Regions from separate parts of the Homo sapiens genome. Here region 1 is linked to region 2. Evidence: read pairs that join two places in POLR2A ChIA-PET (ENCODE). Cell type or tissue: HepG2. All regions are shown on one strand. Each heading gives the region's core, and the rest is flanking DNA. Links, peaks and the distances in the headings are about the cores only.

Evidence for each region. Peaks named below come from ENCODE experiments on the same cell type or tissue, not always from the same donor. Only the 100,000 strongest peaks of a DNase experiment are listed, where the experiment ranks them.
Region 1: POLR2A ChIA-PET joins it to region 2 with 8 read pairs; 4 of 35 experiments call an interaction of 5 or more read pairs at or near these places.

What each region holds. Positions count from the first base shown.
Region 1 is chr6:107,537,392-107,541,788 of GRCh38, reverse strand. All of the region lies in intron 4 of SOBP (sine oculis binding protein homolog), which reads right to left. Among named protein-coding and RNA genes, the nearest start is that of SOBP, 49 kb to the right of the region's middle. In HepG2, for the core only: no CTCF peak of the experiment used is centred there; DNase peaks (open chromatin) are centred at 1,128 and 2,158; H3K4me3 peaks cover 822 bases.
Region 2 is chr6:107,664,437-107,668,833 of GRCh38, reverse strand. No RefSeq gene overlaps it. Among named protein-coding and RNA genes, the nearest start is that of SCML4, 160 kb to the left of the region's middle. RefSeq lists an enhancer at 1-328. In HepG2, for the core only: no CTCF peak of the experiment used is centred there; DNase peaks (open chromatin) are centred at 1,903 and 2,263; H3K4me3 peaks cover 1,098 bases.

The DNA of each region.
Region 1 (4,397 bases), core at 112-4,111, 130 kb after region 2:
CACATCCTTCAAAGATTCTCCTTATAACAAAGATTTAGATGTGCAGTCATAAAAATGCTCACCATATTTTAAATGATATGAAATCATTCTATCAAAACAGATTATAAGATAACATATCATTTATGAGATCCACATAAAAATCACTGCTTTACCATGGAATGTCTGGCAAAAGGCCAGTGAAAATTTGCAGTCATAATATCTCAAAATTCCTATTACCCATTGAGCCTCCAAAATATAGTTATTGGAGTGGGAGTGGGATTAATTAATGCTAATTAGCTAATCAAGAAAGTTAAACATTAAGAAAGTTTAAGTTTCTGTGACAAAAATCAGATGCAAAATCTTTGAATTACGTCATAACTTCTACTATTTCGATGGAAAAATAATCATTTCAAAGTCAAGGCACTTGTTTTTCTACGATCAAAGGTGGTTAAATACCTTTAAATACATTTCAACATATTTATGAAGGAATTATCCTACATGCCTCCAAAGCTCTCTCATAAATCAGTATAATGTTTCCAAAGCACATTTGGAAGTACAAAATTCATATCTACTAACTATATTTTCCTCTATTCGAAGATGAATTAAGCAGAAAATACATTAATGTCTGAATTTATAATAGGAGTGGTTAACCCTCAACCACAGCAAACTAATGAGGAATATTTTACCATGGAAAAATTAATCAGGGCTCTCCAACACTATGCAATTTGACATTTTGAGGACTTAATCAGGAATGGATTTTATTCCGCTATTTACTTTTCATCATGGGGATGACTTACAAAGACACTACCTGTTAGAACAAATATAATTCTTGAGCTTAATCTTGTCACTTTAAAGAAATTTATTTTAAATAATATTCCATAGTTTAAAAATAGTCCTCACAGAAGCAACATTACTAAGATTATGTCATTTCTGGGCCAAATTCAGCTCTCAAACATTGAGCAAATATCAACATAGACACAGTGAGCCTCAGAAACTGAATGTGACTAAACCTCTGTTAGCAATGAGACAACACAACTTCTGGGAGGTTGTGACTGCTGGACATGGACTTCCATCCCCAGCCATCGATTATCACTATCTTTGTTAAAGACTACAGGAGTTTCATTTAACTAGAGTGCTCAGTAAATTGCAGCAGAGTTCAAGCATCTTTATGGATTCATTAAACCATTGATCTGCCTCACAGAGCTTGTAGCAGAGCCCAGCTCTGGCCCACAGCCTGTGTTTACAGAGAATGCAATAGACTGATGTTTGTAACCTCCAAAGGCAGTCTGTCAGTAGACATTAGATTCCACTGTGTGCACAGCCACCCTAAGAGTGGATTGTAACATAGGGAATTTCCCATTCTCAGTCTCAACTGCTGGGACAGAAATGAAGTGACCATCTGTAGCAAGATTTTCTTTATTCCATTCTAATCTGTGATAATATAAACAAAGAGCAAAGAGCCCGAGGAACAAAGAATTACATATGGCTTGGCCAGTTCACACTTCTGTTTATGTGTACATAAGCTATCCAGAGGTATTGAAATGGAGGAGAAATTAAGATAATCACAGGCATGCCTATAGCTTGGATCCCCCATGGGGCCTCTCGACTATACTAGGCATTGTGACCAGACATTGCAAAGGTGTACAAGAAAAATTCAGGACTTAATCTACTACCTTAAAATATCTCAAGGCAAGCCACCTGCCCTTTTATGCCTGCACTTATTCAGATACTTAACATTTTTAACAAAGCACTGAATCAACAGAGTATAACTACTATTCCAGGAAAAAGAATAATCATTATCTCTTGGTTTCTCAGGACAGTTCACCAAGCACTCTCAGAACCTTCTCCCTCCTCTGTTTTTTATTAATAAAGTCTCACAACACCTTCCTTTTTAAGTCAGGCACAAAGAGTAACTTTGTGCTGAATGCAGCTTATGATCAGAGAATCACATCAAAATGACCTGTAAGATAATTCTTTAAACGCTCATTCTTCAGATAAAGCTGAACACTGTTAGTGGCAAGGTGAGAGAGTTGGAAATGTAAGTGACTGGATCAATAAGGAGAATGTTCGTCCCAAATAAATAGATCCCTTCCTGATCATTTGTTTCACTGAACTGCCCACTGCCCAAACAGACAGTCGGACTATGAACTCCAAACACGCACATTCATCACTCTGCAGAAGCAGTCACCAGAACACAATGTGGCTGATGCAATCTGACACTGTGGTTAATGTTAAAAGGGAGCGTGCCTTTTAGATGGATTGGATAATTACCGGCAGTTCCGATGAGAAAAAACTTGATTTAAGTGAACAGCATTAGCCTTCACCAGAAGGATGGCCAGAGATGTACTATGTCTGAAAATTAACATTCCAGCATATATGTCAATAGCACTGTGTATTGATCCCCAGGTGACCGGATTCTGATTTATGAAAAACTCCCTCTCTTCCTTCCGCTCACTGAAAAATGTTGAACACAGACTGGGGCTTGAAGCTATTTCGAGTTTTCATCAACTCTTCACATTTAATTTAAAATATCTAATGTTATTCAGAAACTGATGTCCATTCTGGCTAATGGGTTAGAATTATTGCTGTTTCCTTCACAGTCTCACAACATGTGGCTCATTAAAAACTAGAAGTGGTTGCTGTTCCTTTCAGTACAAACCTACTTGCCCCATGCTGTGTTCCAGGTATCCCTTAGACCAGAGTTTCTCAAGTGGTTTTCAAGTGTTTTGGTGAACATGAGGTCACATACCTCTCCCCAAGCTTCTGATGGCTTTCTAGAGTACTATGTCCCACCCTGTCTGCAGAACCTCTGCCTTGGAACACTTTCTAGCTCTCCTCAAGAGCCTGTGTGTCACTTTAAACGGACCTACACTTTACTTCACTAGCCAGAACCTTCCTGCTCTAACCCTACTCCCAAATGTGTTTCCAAGGACTGACGTTTACCCCTCCTCTGTGATTGCTTTTTCCAGCCTCTCATTTGCAGCAGCTCATCAATATTCCATTCTGTATTTCAAAATACAAGACAATAAGAAACACTTGGGTTTGTTGTTCTTTTCCCCAGAGCTTTCTGAGAACACCCGTTTGCTATGACCAAAAGGGAGCTCAGCCACTGGCCTGCAGACTAAAACCCTGGGAGGAGAAGCCACTATACACATGAGGCAGTGAATAGGCTTATAGTACAGTACTAAGGAACACTGCAAAACCAAGCAATCATCCTGCAGGCCAGGGTGCAGCTGGACAGATTCAGGAGGCTCACTGGTGGCTGTTAAAACCAAGGGGAATCCACAGGAAGAACCCTGGGGCTCCCCAGGTGCATTTACTGGTGGGCCAAAGATATTTGCCAGCAACTGGCAAAAGCAAGTATGTGGCCTGAGCTTCAGGTGGTCAGGGGACATTAATTGCAAGTAATTTCTTAATGTCCTTCTCCAAGCCTTCATGAATGATAGCCATTTTGCAAATTAAATCTTGCAGGTATTTAAAGGAAAAAGAGTAGACAGGTTAATCACTAGATTAACAGGGCAATTGTTACACATTTCTTCTGTACTACTTGGTTCTATAATTAAGTCTGAAACTGAGAAATCTTTCCCAGGATATATTCAACTTTAATAAAAAGACAAATAGACTATGTCTAAATAAAATATAACTCCAAATAACATGATGATACATGCTAATTAGAGATGGGTTCTTCCAAAAGAAATGTCTTCTAAGAAGAGATCGCTGTATAACCAAGAATATAGTCTGAAAGTAAAAGAAATGCCAATAACAGAATATTCTCCTCCTTGAATTATTTATGTTATTATTATAATGATTGTTAGGAAATCTTAATGGCATCATTTGCAAATGTTGTTTCTGTCTATATCATCTTTTTCTTTTTAATGCATCCTTATCCTCATCTCTGAGCCACATTGGTTTCTTCCCACTGTGATCTGCTGGGGAACCACAATATCATGATATTGAAGAAGTATTTCGATCTTTTTTTTTTTTTTTTTTGAGATAGGGTCTTGCTCTGTTGCCCAGGAAGGAGTACAATGGCACAGTCATGGCTCACTGCAGCCCCAGCCTCCTGGGCTAAGCAATCCTCCCACCTCAGCCTCCTGAGTAACTGGGACTACAGGTGAGCACCATCACAGCCAGCTAATTTTTGTATGTTTTGTAGAGACAGGGTCTCGCGCTATTGCTCAGGTTGGTCTTCAACTCCTGGGCTCAAGCAATCCTCCTACCTCCACCTCCCAAAGTGCTGGGATTACAGGCATGAGCCATGGCGCCCGGCCTTTCAAATTATTAAAAAACTAGAACAAGGAAGCAAAACTTTGGTGCTCTTAGGAATTTGTGTTTACTTGTAAATTATCAACATTCCGAATCCATAAAGAACACTAAAAACTTGAGATCCGAACAAGAAAAGTAAATAATCATCCTTT
Region 2 (4,397 bases), core at 91-4,090:
TCTGCTGGGGTTCTGGTTGGCCTGCGGCAGCCTTCGGAGCGAAGAGGGATGGAGGAGAGGTGAGGAGAGGGAAACGAGGACTCGGGCAGCCTTTCTGGGGGGGTTAATGAGTTACTCTGCGACGTGGGGGGGTGGGGGATGGGCTTTATCAAGCCAGAGCCCTGATCAGCTCCCCAAAGAAGAGAAAGGAGAAGAGAAGAGGATTTTCCCGGGGTTTCTCTGGAAAGTCTGGGGGAGTCTGCGATGCTTTCCTCCATTGCCGCGCTGCCTCCAACTGTTCCATTTCTCACCAGTTGGCTATTATTTTCTAACGCATTTTGATCATTACTTTATCAATCAAGACAGATAAACAAAAGCCTAAAAATACATCTGAGTGAATGCGTTCCCAGAGCCAACCAGTCTTCAGTACTCTGATTTTTGTGACTTTTTTTTCAGAGATGCTTGGGAAACAGTTGAAGGGCTCCATTCCTTATTAATGTGTGGCCCAGTAGAATACACTAACCAACCTCTGCCCTCCTGGCTCAGATGTATAGGGTCAAAGGAATTCAGTTAAGGAAATGGTTATCTAAGCGAAAGAAGGCCCCTTAAAAAACTCGCCTAAAGCCTTTTTCTTATGAGGATGGCTCTTTGCTTTTGATTTGCTTATTAAATCCACAGATGCCTGGGTCAAGAGTTGAGAAAGCCCTTCATGTGGCACCTTTTAAAGAAGTAAAACGGAGAGAGTTGTATTATATCATTGCAACTGTTTAGAAAGAAAAAGTGCCAGTTACTCAATGAATAGAGCTCATATTTCAGAAGCCAAATGCTGTCTAGTTATACCCTGTGAGCGCCTGGACATAAACCCAGCCCATTAACCTCATCTTTATCTCACAGAGTGGCCCCGCCCAGCCAGGCTTATTAAGAGCCTCAAGGGAGAAGCCAATGAGCATGGCATTTGAGAAGAGGCACCAGCCTCAACTCCTGCCTTAGTCCTAATCTAAGATTTTGGAATGAAAAATTCACTGGGGCACATGACCCTCCTGAGCTTCCAGGCTTTTGCACCACGTGCCACCCTACCCCCTTCTCTAGTTTTCATTTCTCAAAGTAATAGTGGTCCCTCCCAGGAGGGGGTCTGGGCCTTCTTTCCCCCAAAGAACGGCACAGGACTAACATATTCAGTGACTTTCCTGACAATCCATGGCAGGTACTGCAGGATATCAGACCTGAAGGAAACCATCCAATTTATAGCTGCTCACGTAAAAGCCATCAGGAGGATCATGAAATGATTCTCCATATGGTGCCCTGAAGCTTCCAAAAACTATACGAGAAAGGGGCTTGGAAGGAATTCTTTCCCTTTTGGAGACAAGGAGGGTCGAAGCCAAGCATCTGTGGCAACCTGGAAAAGACACTCCTCCCCGACACCCACCTCCACTGCATCCCCTGGGGCAGCCCCGAGGATCAGTCCTTGACGGCCCAGGCCCACAGGGTCACTGCCATTGGCCACTTAGGCTTGTCCATTAACCAAGCTTATGTTCTCTAGCATAAATGAACTCTACAGTCACATTGTGTGGAGGCTTCGGGACATGGTTTGCCAAATGGAAAAACATTTGGAGGTTGGGAAAATATCTTGCACATAAATTACTGAAGGCACAGAGAATCTAAAAGAGGGATGGAATCAGAAGCCAAGGAAAAGCCAGGAGGGAGCCAAAGAAAAACGGAGAGAGAGACAGAGACAGGGAAAGCGATGTAATGATTTCTCTTAATGACCCGCCTTCAGACCAAAGGCAAGGTTCTAAGCCGTGTTTGCGTCTCATAAAAGCCATGTGCCTGAGTATTAGGAAAGATCCTTTAAATGGCCGGATCAAGCCTCCATTTTTCATCCTTTCTGAGTAGAGTTCTTCATTGATTATGTTAAGTGCCGGCCCCCAGTTAGAAACACAAAAGGCTCATTGTCTTTGACTGTGGCAAAGGCCAGTTACACACTTGTTAATTTCCTGATTTATAACACTGAAGAGACGGAACTGAGAGGGGTGCTTCCTCTCTCTTTCTCTATGTCTCTCTGTCTCACTCTCTTTCTTGCTCTCAGTGGTGGTGGTGGAAACTATTAAAACAGAGGCAGATCAGGAAGTTTGTGATAAAGAAAAGCCAGGCTCTGGTCTGACATACAATCTCTCTCTTGGCTTAAGTAAACTTGCTTCTTCAAGGCTTGCCATCAACAGAGTCCGGCTCACGTTTCACCACTAAATCTGAGTCAACAATCTCTAATCTGGACACTGGGTTCGGAATCCAGGCTCAGGTTGCACTTGGAAGCTGACAGCAGGGACAAGAGCAGAGAAAAATACGGCCTTTGTTTCTGGTTTGATCGTCCCCACCGAGCTAAGCTGAGGTCATGCGTCGTTTTCTGTCATCAACAAGATAAAAGTTTGCACCTTTCTGGCCCTGAAATGTCTCTCCTGCCATTTATATTAAGGCCAAGAAGCTCTCTGGCCCAGAATCGGAGGGCCAAGTTTGTGGAGAGCTTAGATTTGGAGTCCTTTTCATCTTTCTGACATGTGATACCGTGACATAGGCAGCCCTTGCGGGGTTGCTATGCAGATATACAATTTCTGAAAAGTTACACCCGGAAAACGAAAACCCTGGGCTGGATTAGCATTTCACAAAGAACAGGGAGAAAATGTGTAGCAGTTAGGCTAAAAAGCTAAAAAAGAAAAAAAAAGTGAATTAAAGTTTCATGAAAATGAACTCTTTTTTAAAGGATCAATAAGTATAAAAGTATCTTATTTCATTCCTGGCCTTCGGTCCGAGCCCTAATCCAGCCACTGTGTGCGAAGGAGATACTGTGAGGCCTGTGATGGAGATTGGGAAGGGAGGTCTTGGTGTGGGGTGAGGTTCAGTCATGCTGGGGAGTGTGAAATTAAAGGGCTTAGGTACGGTCCTGCTGTTTTATAAAACTCTTCTTTTTCCCTCTCTACCATTGTTTTCATTGTTTTTACTTTGTACCAAGCCTTCTCTTTTGTTTAAGTAAACCTAGAAAGAAGAATAAAAACAAACACATAGTCTAAAGGTTCTAGCTAAATAAGTTTCAGTTTCTACCTTCCTTTTCTTTACCAATGTCAAAGGCATGCCTTCCAGAGCTCACTCACTCACAACCTAGCCTTTCCTAAAAAGTGTTTTTCTCAAGTATTTCCAACACCAGAAATCATTTTACATGAAACATTAAAATGGAATGTGATTGTTTGCATGAGACGTAGGAGACTGGAAATAATGAGAGGTTTTTCCTGTTATCCCTGAGACCTAGTGACTTCCAGCTGAGACCCTTACATGCCGTCCTGTGAGCCAGCCATGTCCACACAGCTGGAGAGGCGGTGGCCCCTCGCCTGCTGCTCAGGACTCCAGGACACCCCAACAGTTTTAACTGCAGAAGGTCTGGAGGGAAGCCCAGAGCAGGAAATAGGAAAGGGGGTTTTGAAGGACACAGAGGACATGGAGAAGATTCAAGGAACTCAACTGATACTGCTCCAACGGTGGATGAGAGGCACAGCAGCCAGGGAGCTAGACGCCAAACAACTCCGCCTGTCCATGCAGAAGGCAAAGATGCCTTACCCTGACCCTTGCATTCAGGAGCTCCAAGGCTGGTTAGAGGAAAGCAGAGGAGGGGAAATAAGAACAGTAAAGGGCCACAGAGTGGATCTCCTTAGGCATTCTTACTTATTAGATTCTGAAGCGGCAATGTTTGCACAGAGTTCTCTCATAGAGGATGGGAATTTATGGGAAGTTTGTTAGGTTAAAAAGAGATGGGCAATTGACTTTTTCTGTAACTCAAGAGATGAGAATCACTGTTACGCTCCTCTGTGTCACCTCCAAGGTTGATGCTCTCCAAGATGAACTGACACGTGTGAAAGTGAAATGAGGTATTCAATAAACTGGCTCTGTTCTCATGTACACAGCACGTAGACATCCATCCATCCACAAGAGAAAGGCCCAAATGGGAGTGTGCAGTGAAGTGTGGGCTCCGAGCTCACACTCCCCAAGTATAGTTCCAGGCTGTGCCACAACTGTGTGCTCAGTTTCCTCATCAGTAAAATGGCAATACTAATACCGACTTCATAGGGTTGTTGTGAGGTATAAATGAAGTAATGCAACTAAATGATGTTTAGCAATCCTTGGAGAAATGTACATTACAATTAACAGTGGTGTCTATTCCTTCTTGTAGGAGTTCACTGTCTGTTGATTTGGCCCGAATCTGCATGTGAGGAACAGATGAGGAAGGAGAGCATCATCTGTTGCCTGAGGTCTGAAGCAAGATGGAATGGCATTATCAGACATGCATCACATTGGCTGATTGAGATCCAAACTGAGTTATGAGCTGAGTTGATGCTGGTATTTCTGCATCCATCAAGAGCACCGACTGCCCTTGG